Linked DNA regions of Homo sapiens: region 1 is linked to region 2. A link is an interaction called in ENCODE POLR2A ChIA-PET data of the cell type or tissue named here. Cell type or tissue: GM12878. All regions are shown on one strand. Links, peaks and the distances in the headings refer to the core of each region. The heading gives the core; the rest is flanking DNA. Region 1 holds the start of LOC124901347 (a long non-coding RNA gene). Region 2 overlaps HMGN3-AS1 (HMGN3 antisense RNA 1).

Region 1 (6,644 bases), core at 810-4,809, 51 kb after region 2:
GTCCCTGGCTTCTGGGAGGTAACCTTTAAACTCTTAGAATTTTCCAAGTGAAAGAAACGTCTTGTTATTCATGGTGGGCTAGACAACTCCTGGTAGTTTATGCTAACAAGGTTACCCATGGTGTGGCCCTTGAGCCATGTGGTGTTAGCGTGACATTGGAGAGTGAGGGGAGAGACTAGAAACTGAGTTTAACCACATGGGCAAACAATCATTCATGCCTACATAATGAAGCTCCAATAAATACTCTGGACACTGAAGCTAAGGTGAGCATCCCAGGTTGGCAATATTACATGTGTATTGTTGCACATTGAGACCAGGAGAGTAGAAAATCCTGCGGATAATGGAAGCCTTGTGTTTGGAGCCCTCCTAGATTTGGCCCTATGTGTCTCTTCCTTTGGCTGGTTCTAAGGAGTATCCTGTAGTAAACTGTAACAGTTATCAGTGTAATGGCTTTCAGTAAGTTCTGTTAGCTCTTTCAGTGGATTATCAAAACTAGGCATGGTTTTAGAGACCCACCCTAGGCTTGCAGTTAGTGTCAGAAGTGAGGACAGTCTTGGAGACTGTCCCATTAGACTTTGCAGTTTGCCTAATTTCAGACACAGACATTCTCCTTAGTGCTTTAGTGTGAATATTTAATATTCATAACATGAGTAGTAATGGGTTGTTGTAGGTGTTACTATTTTGCCTGTTTTACAGATGAGGAAACTCAGGAACAGGGAATTAACTTGTTCAACATCATGCAATGAGTAAATGGTAGAACTAGAATTTAAACCCTGGCAAGCTGCTCCAGAGCCTGTGCATCTTGTTGATTAAAAAAAAGAAAGAAAGGAAAAAAAAAACTTAGAGATACAAGTGAAAAGAATTCCAGAGTAGGTAAGTCCAGGAAGCAATGAAGGTTGAGTCCTGTCCTCTCTGTTCTCTAACTACAGTTCTGTAGAGCAATAATGGTCCTCCTGAATGAGGACCCTCAGGCATACCAATACCTTGTTCTCTAAAAGAAAGAATCAGTGATGTTTAGTACTACATACTTTGTTTTCTAAGGCCATTAGGTGGGCTAATTAGTTTTACAAAGAAGGCTAAGAATTCTAACAGAACGGGCTTTCTCATTAACTCTTTGCTTATCCAAGTAGCCAGACATCCACATTCTCTGAACATTCCAGTTAATACCAAGCTTCCTGTAAAATTTCAGTGGCATGGAAAAATGCTTTAAAGGGGTGAGTAGTCCCACCTCTCCCCACTAATTGATAGTTGAAAATAATCCAAATCTAAATGGCATGTGCTTCAGAATTCCAAAATAGGGGTGGTAAGAATTGCAATACCCTAAGGAAATTATATTATGGAAGATTTATCTAATAAGTGAAGATGCCATATACTTTTCTTTTTCAAAATCCAAAATGCTCCAGCAGGAGGGTTCTAATTTTAACAGACCACAAGTCTCAAGACTTTGCTAGAACTATGATAGTTTTTTAAACCAACTAGCTGGATATTCATTAAATCAAATTGTCACAAAAGCTTGCACATAAATGGTACTATATAGGTGCAAGCAAAGTGTGAATGACCATAGTTGGACATTTGCTCTTTTAATATGTGCATTGGTGTGTGAACAATAGCCTTACACAGGTTGTAAGGATGCTATTCTTCTCTTGCCACCCCCCAAAAGCCTAGAGGTTCACTAGTGGGGAAAAAATTAGGCAATGCCAAGAGCACATAAAACATGAGAAATTCAAGAGATTAAAACCTCTGGTGCTGTATTATTCTTCTAAATTAGGCCTAATGGTCAAATGAATCTCTAAGAGGTTTTAGTTTATGCCCTTCTATGGAATTCCTTAAGTAGCTCATATTTCACTAGAACAAAAAACTCACAACTCTAAACGTCGTGTTTTGAGATTATGCTTTGCTCTAGTCATTTTGTGATTTTGTTCAATCATTAAAAAAAAGTTCTACAAGAAAATTATGCATTGTCCTAAAACCTTATGTAAGGAAAAAAAAAAAAGGAAAGAAGAAAAACACCTACCAGCAAAGAAAAATAGACAATGTGTACATGTTTCTTCATCTGTAAAATAAGAATAATAAAAGTGCCTATCTCCTAGGGTTGTTATGAGGATTACATGAATTAACATTTTTAAAGTGCTTAGAACAGTGCCTGGCTAGTGGTAAGCTACATAACTTTATTTAATAAAACTGGCGCAACTGGAATAAAGTGAACATCAGAAAACCTGCTCTGTCCTCCTTGCAAGTAATTAAGTACCATGAGGTCTTTCTGGAGGCAGAGAGAATTGAGGTACAGTGGGAGAAATGTGTTTCCAGCAAGTCTTAGCTAAGTGTGTTATCCCTTGGTTTATTTTCATTATATGAGTTTTTGATTCCTGCATACTTTGAAGTTTGCCTCAAGGGAAAAAGTTGAATTGAGACTCTTTGTGACTAGAATCTTTGGCCTGGAAGGTTGGCACCTTCAGCTATTTCTCATGCCAAGCCTTTGAGATTCTGTTCCCGTTCCAAAAGCTGACAGGAGCTTCCTTGCAAGTTCCTCTGAAAGAAATGAATGAGACTAAACTCCAACAGATTTCTGCCTTTACAGACCCTTAACCAGCCTAATTAGCTTGGTGAATTAGCAGTGTGAAGGGTAGAATGCAGAGCGGGCCCTAGCTCTGGGGTAGAGGCACATGGGGCCCCCACAGATCAGGAAGCAGGACCAGTTCTACATAACCAGTCGGGGAAGCTCCAGAGAGGCTTCACTGAAAGACTGCAGAAAAACTCCTGCCATCCTGCAGCTGATTCCACAAAAAAAAAAAAAAAAAAAAAAGAAAAAAAGAAAAAAAAAATGTGGATTTTGAACTGTGAACCATGCAAAATTATATTTATAACCAGAAAAGGCTTTGCTATGCCAAACCTAGTGGGCAATATTACATCATTGACACCTTTGGACTTAAAAAGAGAAAGAAAAATTTAAGGTGATTCTGAGTAGCTCTTTTCCATCTCTAAAGGGAGGGGGAAGGTGACTGAATTGAAAATGGCCCTAAACAGTGACAGTAGGGATCCAGGTCAAATACAAAAAAGAACTTCCAGGACTTCCTAAAATAACTATACTCAAGCCCTGCCAGACTTACTGCCTTATGTAATAAATATTTGTTCAAAACTCTTTTACTATCTTGAAATAAAGTTCATAGATAATATAACCTATCTACAGGCATAATTTCAAAATCAACACATACTGCTCTAGCTGTAAAATGAATAGGAATTTTTAAGTAATTTATAATAAACTGTATATTTTAATATGTAGATGTTTAGGCATGACTTCACAAGAAGACATAATGGAAGAGACAGATGCACAACCTGAGAAAAATAAAACCTACTCAGTGGATTATCAACATGCTTCCTTTATACTTGAAACTTTGAAATAGAGAATAAATATGTTGCTACGTATGCTTGGAATCACTGTGATGCAACAGCTACAGTTGCACTGGAGTCTCAAAGTCTACAAATGGTGTTACTATTGGCGATATGATTTTCTGAAATGGTGCACACAATACTTATTAAAGATCTAAACTAAACATGTTTAAAACTGCAAGAAAATTTCAGAAAATTCAATGTGAATATATTAAAACACAGTAGATTCTAGGCTTGGATACTTTTAAACAAGGTGACTTCTTTTTAACTACATGAATGTACAGTAGGATATGTGAAAGTCATGAGAGAATCAGGGCAATCCTACACTGTGTGGACCTGTTCACACCTTGCGAGATGTCTAGCATCCCTAGTTCCTGTCCAGGAGATGCCAGTGACCCACTCCAGAGCCCCTCACCTACCTCACCATCCCTTGTCACTGTGACAATTAATAATGACTCCCCAGAAGATGAAAACTTTCCCTGAGGGCACAGTACATCCCTCATTAGGACCTACTGCTCTAGAACTTCAGTAATCTCCCATCCTGAAGTCAGAGTGAGCATCTGGGTACAAGGTCAGGCTTCAAGGGGCAGGATCTGTGCTCTTCTTTGGGGGTATGATGGAACAAGGGATTCCAGGTCACAAATAAACTCCCTTCTCGATGGATCTCCACTCTTTTTTATTTACTTTTACCTTTTTTAAAGCCAAATGTTTTAAAAGTCAAGTGATACATAAGTACCTGCCTACTACACACTTGCCCTCCAAAGCTCACTCCCCAAAAGCAAACACTTTCAGGTATTCCCCTAGTGTCTTGCTTCCAAAATTCCAAATAATATGCTTTTCTCTTCTCAGTTATTGATTTTTTAATCATAATTTTTAATAATTTTATATTATATATGTTAATGTATATTATAAAAATAACTTTTAACCACAAATACTATCGATTGGCTTCCCAATAGGGAATACAAACTTTCATACCATATTATAGCATATATTGAAATTAAGCTATTTTCATATAATGTTTTAGATTTGCACATGTATAATTTCATGTGATCCTCACAGAATTGTTGACAGGTATGTTGTCATATCATTCCCATTTAAAAGATAAGGAAATCAGAACACAGATAAATGTTGTGCCCAAGACCACATGACTAGAAAATAGCAAAGATGGAACTGGAGCCCAGAATATTTGCTACTAATATACTGGTTTTTTTGTTTTGTTTTGTTTTGTTTTCATTTTTACTTCAACAGCTATGGAACCATTTTGCTTAGAGTCTCGATTCTGGTAAAAACTCCCTCCAGGTCCTGTTCCAGTGGCACCTTCTTCATGAAATTTTCACCCCTGGGCAGGTCTTTTCCTTATGTTTTCACAGCCATTTGTCTGTGCCTCCATCATAGCCTTCATCACAATGAATAATAAGTTGCTCTTTTCACAATCCTCGAAGTTAGAGTGTGAGCTCATCAAAGCCCTGGACAGCTTCTAATTCCTTTTTCTGTCCCCAGAGTGCAGCAGGGCATCAGGCGCCTAGAAGATGCTCAGTCATCAGGGAACGTGAAGAGACAACTTTAAGCAGAGGCCTGTGCTAAGTGCTGGGGGCACACAGATGACTAAAACAGAACACATTTCCTGACTTCCAAACCCCCAGGTTGGTCAACGTGTGGATGTATGAGTGCTACTCTCTGAAATGGGTAGAGGAGTTACATTTCAAAAGGATAGCTGCGCAGAGACTAAAGTCCTCAAAGTTAAAACATTAGCCAAGATGACAGGAAGCAGAACACATAGAAGACAAACAAGATTCATAATATAATGGAAATCCTAAGGGGGAATGCAGTTAACAAAAGAAGAGTCTGGTAAAGATATGCTCTTACAAGAACAAAGATGGAAAATAATTTTTGGCAATGAAATTGAAATTTTTGGCAGTGAAAGTGATTTATAAGTAAGGCCAACAGGAGAAGTTTACATTAATCAAGATGAGGAATGGTAAATGTGTAGATTGATATTTTATCTGGAAGAATATTAAATAGCTTTAACAATGGAGAAAATAGCTTTGGCTTTTCAGGTGGCCAAGGAGAGAAAGAAGAATAATTTAAAAAGTTAAGCCCTTTGTGTCAATATGATAAGAGAGAAGGAATAGAATTTAGCAATAAATGGGTCATGGATATGAAGTCGAAGGGAGTTTATGAAGATGTCAAATCAAGTGCTATTGACAAATTCCGCAGAAAAAAGGAAAATAAAGGAGACAATTTTTTTTGTGAGGGGTGAGTAATTCTTTCGTTTCTCAGCTGAGTAAGAAGCAATGGCAATGAACACCTAGTAGAAATTCCGGTACATATGTATAGTTGTGTCCATAAATGCCACCCAAAAGCATTTGAATTACCAGTCTTGCATTTCTTTTCTTTTTTAACCTAAGAAGGAAAACACTCTCATTAACTGTGCTAAATATCAGTTATAAATATATAAAAATATACATGTAATTATAACTACAGTTATAAGAAAATAAATAACTCCAAAGAGAGGTCCTATTCCTGAAAACAAGAAATAGGTTCCTGGTTCCTGGTTCCAGATTTGCCAGACAGACACCCTGCAAGGGCTGTATGGCCAAGATCAGCATCTCCTCCCAATATCTCCTTCTCAGAAACGGACTGGATTTGAAATCTGTTAAAAATTAGGGGAGAAGCAAATTGTCTTTATTCACAGAAAACAGGAATTTGTATTTAGAAAATCCTGAGGAACACACACATAGAAAAAAAAACTGTTAGAACTACTTTTGAAAAGTTTGGCAAAATTGCAGTACACAAAGTCAATATACAAAAATCAATTGTATTTCAGTATACTAGCAATGAACAATCCAAAATGTTCTAAAACTGAATTTTGGTGATAGTTGCAAATCTGGGTAAATTTACAAAAAGTAATTGAATTACACATTTAAAATGAGTATATTTTATGGTATGTAAATTATACCCCCATAAAGTATTTTTAAAATTGGGGGACGGCTCAGGCACAGTGGCTCAGGCTGTGATCCTAGCATTTTGGGAGACCAAGGCAGGAAGATCACTTGAGTCCAGGTGTTCCAGATCAGGCTGGGCAACATAGTGAGACCCTATCTCTACAAAAAATAAAATAATTAGCTGGGCATGGTGACACATGTCTGTAGTCCTAGCTACTTGGGATGCTAAGGTGGGAGGATAACTTGAGTCCAGGAGTTTGAGGCTGCAGTGAGCTATGATGGTACGTGCCACTGCACTCCAGACTGGGTGAC
Region 2 (6,644 bases), core at 1,169-5,168:
TTTCTAGATTTACTTCTTTGCCATATTTCTGTGTTTTCTTGCCCCAGCAGTTCTGTTTTCCCTGCCTCTCCCTTTTCTCCCTCTGTCCCCTCTCCCCTAATTATAGGTTCCTTGAGCCTAGCAGTGACAGCTACGCCTTTTCCCATGAGCCAATTTAAGTCATTCTGGGCCATTTGGTCTAACTGAAGGAATTACTGGGCACCATACCCTAATTCATGACCAGTGATCTGATCCTTGCCACAAAGCTGAGTTTTAATGTGCTTTTGTTGCTCAAAGGATCGATTTTACCTTTCATTTTTTAGACTGAGAAGCAGTTGCCTTTTCCAACCTTATAAGTTCTTGACTTTGTAGACTCTCTAAATCTCTTTCATCTACCCTTACAAACTGACCAAGTCTTCTCTGAATATATCTTTTTCTTACAATGTCTTATTAAATACAATTAATAATAGGCAATAAACAGTAATGATAATCTGTTTTCAACCTCTTCCCCAAAGTTAGATATGCCTTTTGCCTCCAAATTACTGTAGGGAATAGTCTTACCAAACTTTTCCCCACTAGAAAAATAATTTCCATTCTTCCAGGCTTCAGTAATAGTTTGCTTGATTCCTTCTGACCAGCTCTTAAGCCAATGCCACTTATTTTAGGGTTTGTTTTATTATTAAAGCAGCACCTTTCTCTTAGGATCTAAGTTCTATATCATTTCAGGATAAGATAGATAATCCTGTGGAAACAAATTTCCCTCAAATCTCAGCAGCTTAAATAAAAGGTTCATTTTTAGCTTTGACAGCTCTATGTCCATTGGAGGGGGGGATCTTCAAAGGGTTCTGTTCTGTTCACTGTGATCACTGAAAGAAACACATGGGCAATCTCCATATCAATATCTGTTTCCATAATCAGCTCCAGTGAGAGTGTGTCTCTTTTTTGTTTTTGTTGTTGTTGTTCTTTGTTTTTTGTTTTGCTTTGTTTTGTTTCGTTTTGTTTCGTTTTTTGAGACAGGGTCAGGCTCTGTCACCCAAGTTGGAGTGCAATGGCACAATCTCATCTCACTGCAACCTCCACAACCTCTCTGGCTCAAGCAATTCTCCCACCTCAGCCTCCTGAGTAGCTGGGACTATAGGCACATGCCACCATGCCAGGTTAATATTTGTGCGTTTTTTATTTTTGGTAGAGATAGGGTTTCACCATGTTGCCCAGGTTGGTCTCGAATTCCTGGGATCAAGCAATCCACCTGCCTTGGCCTCCCAAAGTGCTGGGATTACAAGCATGAGCCATTGAGCCCAGCCAAGTATGTCTCTGAAAGCTGGAAATATTTGGTAAGCAACACTAAAGGAAGCTCCATAGTTCTGGATTCAGTTGTAGAGAACAGAACCCACTCTACCTAATTTAAGGAGAAAAGGTTTCAAAGATTCAATAGACTATGGGATAGCTCAGAAGACTAAAGAGATAGACTGCAGGTTGAACTCTCAGAAAAGTCTCCCAAAGTCACACTCAGAACAAGGTCGTCAAAGGAGCTGTGTCTCTTTTGCAAGCAGGAATCCACTAGTATCGGGACTCTATAAGAATAAAAACACTTTCTCAATCATAAAGCCCCTGTCTCTGCCAGTTTCAGACCACACCTCACCGCTACAGTCTATGCCTACAGAGTGAATGCAGGGAGACATGCCTCTCTGAATCCACAATGCTGGTGCCTGGGATCTTTGCTGATGTTGTTTTAGGAAAAAAAGCAGCAGACACAGCAGATGTAGCAAAAGTGTGGCCTCTTCCTAACCTCCACTGTCTATACCTCATGCTTCTAATTAGGCAAATGCAAATTACATCAGAACCCCAGCTGTAGTGTGGACTCCAGCATCTAGAGTGTAGGGAGTCACACTAAAACTGAGATGGAGTTGAGCAACAATCCAGCATTTGCATCGGTAAAACACAGCAATAGGCCATATTATGGAGCACCCCGTTCTATAGCAACAATAAAATACTTCTTTTAATCATGTTTATCCCTGCCTACTTTAAAGTAATTTTAAGAGGTTTATGCTAAGTGTTCATAATCAGGCCCTTAGGGATTCAGGAAAAGTTAAAAATTTTCTGTGTTCTCTTTTATCATTTTAGGGGGAGTATAATATACATGCTTCAAATGAAATATGTTAAGCATCATCCTTCAGGGATATGCACATTCCCATAGTTTGGTGGTTTAACATCTTCAATTTTCACACCAGTTCCATGAAACAGTGTATCAGTTAGGGATAGTATTCAGCTGCACATCACAGACATCCACCTAAAGTGCCTTGATCAAACATGGTGTTTATTTTCCAAACATTAACAGTAGACTACAGCTGGACAATCTGGGGCCACTGCAGAGACCTCAAGTCCTGCCTTTCTGCTCTTTCATCATGAACTGTGGCCCTTCTCTCTTTGGACATAGATGGCTGTTCTACTTCCAGACATTGTTAGCAACTTCCAGGATGGAAGGAGAGGAAGAACAAAGGCACAAGGCAGCTAGCTACCCGGCTAGGTTTGTCCTGTTATTTGGTGTTGCTTACACAATCACCTTATGACTGTGTGTTCATGTATTTCATTAGCCCCAGAGGTGTCACATAGCAACCTCTATCTGCCAGGGAGCTGGAGGAACTAAAGATTGCTTTGTTATGTTTTGTTTTGTTTTGACCAGGCCTATTGCCAAAATCAGAATTCTGTTAGTAGGAAGAAAGCTAGTGTGAATATTGGGCAGGTAACTAGTGGTATCTGCCTTGAATAGACATTCTTTTTCTCATTTTATAATAAGGAAACCAGGGTTCAAAGAGGTTAAGTAATGTGATGGTAGCTCAATAGCTTGAGATTTGAATTCATGCCTATGACTGCAAATTCCAAACTTTTTGATAAACATTTATTTTTAAAATGGTTAAAACAATTTTTTTGACATGTTAAGAGGTAAATTGGATTATTTAGGAGAAAAAAAAAGAAAAAAACAACCCATTTGCTTAAGATTACAGACAGCAGAAGTGGGAGTGGGAATGAGAAGGTAGAAAAGGATGAGAGTTTTTTTGTGGGAGTAGCACAATTCTGTGTTTTAAAAACAACAAAAGCCTTATGCAGATAAGCAGCCTTGAAGATTATGGCACATTTGCAGGCTAGTTTTCCACTGCTGGGCAAAACTTTATTGCCTTGTGGCTAGAATTCATTCTGACCTGGTGGCTAGAATTCATTCTGACCTGGCCAAACTCATTTTATCGGCTAACTCTTTCTTAGTGCTTGAGAATTACAAGAGTTATTAACCAAGCTAACCTGAAAATCATCTCCAGTTGCTTTATGGTATTTTTCAGAATGATTCATTCGACTCTCATTTCCCCAAACCAGCATTTTCTTGCTTTCATTGAGAAAAGGAAAATGGTATGATATCTCCGAAAGGCAGGACCATTGAGGGTAGCGACGGGGATGGGGTTACTAAATGTTCCTTACAAGCTCCCAGGGATTCTGAGATTTGAAGGAAATGCAGAAGACACCAAAAATAGGTAGTCAAAATCACTAGCTTAAAGAAAAGGGTGTGGTCCCATTTGAGAGTGTACTGGCACTGACAGTAGTTTACAAGAATGTGCAATTCAGTCGGAGAGCTCTGCAACAACTACTAATTGGTCTTTGGCACCTTGCAGCTTGTGGCTTTTTACCTAAGGGGATGGGATGGAGTCCTTATTTTGCTGTGTCCTCACCATGAACTTTGGGGATTTCCTTCCCTTAACTTTCTCACCTCCTTGAGCCTGGATGGCTCTTGGCACCAGCCATGCTAACAATCTGACAAAAAGGAATGGCTAAACCAATGTATCCCAATCCCTGGTTCTAGCTACTGAGCATATCTAATTCATTCCCAAATAGTCATTTGGGTGCTAAAAAGAGCAAATTAATCACACTCCTGTGAGTTTAAGCAGCAGGAGCAAGAAGGAGAGGTAAATATCACAGAGATTGAACCTGAAAAGTACCAGGGGTGGAAAAACTGTGTAAAACATACCTGGGGTAAAGAATCTGCACAAATATTAAATTTGATTGAAGGTTGGGAAAACAAAGAGTGGGTTCCTTGGAAGGTCACAGAATGCCCTGGTTCCTCTTGCTGTTAATGCAGTTGTGAAGTATGCTTATGCAATCATTGACATTTAGCCTTGAAAGGGTGTGGCTTATGGGCTTTGGCCAAGGTAAGTTCCCTTTGAGGATTTGGGATCAGGGATTTTCATCTCCCAGGGGCCCAAGGAGCTGCCTAGAGGGGCTGCCTGGGAAGAAGAAGACACTTTTCTAGGTATCTGGATGTGTGCAGTTTTTAATCACTCTTCAGGTTCCTTGCAACTACAGAAGAGAAAGAAAGTGAAATAAACAGGTTGTGCCCAGCAAAACTGAGATGGAGCAAAAGCATGAGGTGAGGACTGTGGGGCGAGTTTCACCCACAGAATTACGCTCCTGCTCTGGAAGTATGTTGAGAACTCCACAGGCTTTTATAGATACCTGTCATCAGAATCCAAGTACCGGCATTCAGCAAATATTTGTTGAGAGCAAGGGCCTAGTCTATTAAATACTCTAGTCCCCGAATTATAGTGTAAGCAACACATGAAAAGCTTGTTTGAAAATGCAGATTTCCAAGCCTAGCCATTCAATACCTTGGGACTGGGGCCTAGGGATCTGCACTAATATCAGGCAGCTCATTTGATTTGGGACCGTTAGTTCTTGGACTCTTATTGTTGCTTTGTAAAAACTAACCTTGGTCTCTTCAAAAGTTAGCACCCAATCAAAGTAGAGACTTGACTGGAAAATACAAACAAAATATTCTTTTGCCACCTCTTATTTGTTGTTTTTGATGTTGTTTTGTTACACACCTGAATTCTTCACTGTGTATTTTTTGACCTATTTATGGAAGATTAGTAACTTAATCTGGAATTACAAACTATCAGAAGCAACACAGTATCATTTTCACTTTTCCCCTTTCTTCCTTTCTCCCTCTGTCTGTCTCTCTCTCTCTCTCTCTCTGTGTGTGTGTGTGTGTGTGTGTGTGTCTGTCTGCCAATGTCTCTGTCTCTTTCTTTGCCTTAATGATAGTCATGACTATCATTTGTTTTGCCCTGCTGTCTGAAAAATGCAAAGTAGGTGTACAGTTGCAACTATCAAAAGCAACAATATGTACATTCTGGATCTGACTTCTCCAGTAATTTGTCATTACTTACAGCAAAAGCCTAAGGGACCCTGCCTGTGTCTGCCTGAAAGAGGAAAAGAGGGACAGTTCAAGAAGGAGGTGATCTGCAAGTCATTCTTTCCCTTGAAAACTTCCTCTCAAGCCTGGTGTGGTGGCTTGCACCTATATAACTACTCAGGAGGCTGAGGCAGGAGGATCTCTTCAGCCCAGCAGTCTGACGTGCAGTGAGCTATGATTGTGCCACTGCATGCCAGCCTGGGCAACAGAATGAGATCTTACCTCTAAAAAAAAAATTTTAATATTAAGCATTTTTTTTTCGGAATGTCAAAGATCCACAACATTCATTAGCAGTGGCATTCAATTTTTTTGACCAAGACCATACTAAAAATATATTTCATGTCACAATCCAACATACACACATACATATCTGTGTTGTGTATGTGTTTATATGAGCACATATGGAAAATAGAAACAATTATCTTATGAAACATTACTTACCTTTACCATATATACTCTGCTATTTTCTATGCTTGGCCCTTTCTTTGCTTTTCTTAGCCTTCCCTTCTCCCTTCTCCCTCTCTCTCTCTCTCTCTCTGTGTGTGTGTTTGCGTGTGTGTGTCTGTCAATGTCTCTGTCTCTTTCTTTTCCTTAATGATAGTCATGACACTATAAATGGTTTTGCCCTGCTGATTGAAAAATGTGAAGTAGGTGTACAGTTCCAACAGTTTTGAGTAGGACAAAAGAGGAGAGGAGCTGGAATTGGAAAACAAGTTTGTTCACTATTTTTTTTCTTTCTGTCTCAGTCAGTAACTCTGTTAATTTATCCAGGTCTACCTTAGCTAAGATAGTATATACATCCTACTTTTACTGTCTTAGAGGCTGATATTCCAAAGTAGTAGAAATGCTCAGTGGAATATATTGATAAACAAATGAGTCTGTACTTCTTACCAGCTTGACCTCCTCACTGTCTTCTATGTGACACCCTCATTTCTGCCCAGATGTCTTTATCTCTTAACCTAGAATTCTAGCTACCTGCTAAATCATTCTCTTTGCCTACTCTTCTTACCTCCAGGGCCACCAGTAGAGGTTTGCACTGACTTTCCCAGATCTTGAAGGCTACTAAAGGTACAAGGGAGAACACTTCATTTCCTAGAGTAGTGCTCAGCCAGGTGCAATCTACATCAAAGGAAAGATAAGCAATGCTGTTGTTTTTCAACCGAAGCTGTTATTTTCATAACTTGTAAATGAACTAAAGATTCCAAGAACTCGAGGTCCTCACAATCAGCTTTCTTCATCCAACAAGCAAGCTTCAATTTCATCGTAGCATTTTTATTGTGTGCAGTAAAAACATTCACAATTTTGTTTGCTGTTGATGATCTGAGTGTTTGGTTTTGAAAAAAAATTAACAAAGAAGCCAATTTTGTGAGTTATTTTTCATCACAGAGGAGAAATATTCACCTTAGCACTACCTTTGTTGTGGCAC

What was found. ChIA-PET counts read pairs that join two places held together with the same protein. Peaks named below come from ENCODE experiments on the same cell type or tissue, not always from the same donor. Only the 100,000 strongest peaks of a DNase experiment are listed, where the experiment ranks them.
Region 1: POLR2A ChIA-PET joins it to region 2 with 5 read pairs; 3 of 35 experiments call an interaction of 5 or more read pairs at or near these places.

What each region holds. Positions count from the first base shown.
Region 1 is chr6:79,185,129-79,191,772 of GRCh38, reverse strand. LOC124901347 (a long non-coding RNA gene) reads left to right here and starts at 4,594. Exons shown (of 2, transcript XR_007059653.1): 1 at 4,594-5,030. In GM12878, for the core only: no CTCF peak of the experiment used is centred there; no DNase peak of the experiment used is centred there.
Region 2 is chr6:79,236,628-79,243,271 of GRCh38, reverse strand. HMGN3-AS1 (HMGN3 antisense RNA 1) reads right to left here. Exons shown (of 2, transcript NR_040671.1): 2 at 6,472-6,644. Among named protein-coding and RNA genes, the nearest start is that of HMGN3, 5.3 kb to the right of the region's middle. In GM12878, for the core only: no CTCF peak of the experiment used is centred there; DNase peaks (open chromatin) are centred at 2,622, 3,331 and 3,651; H3K4me3 peaks cover 486 bases.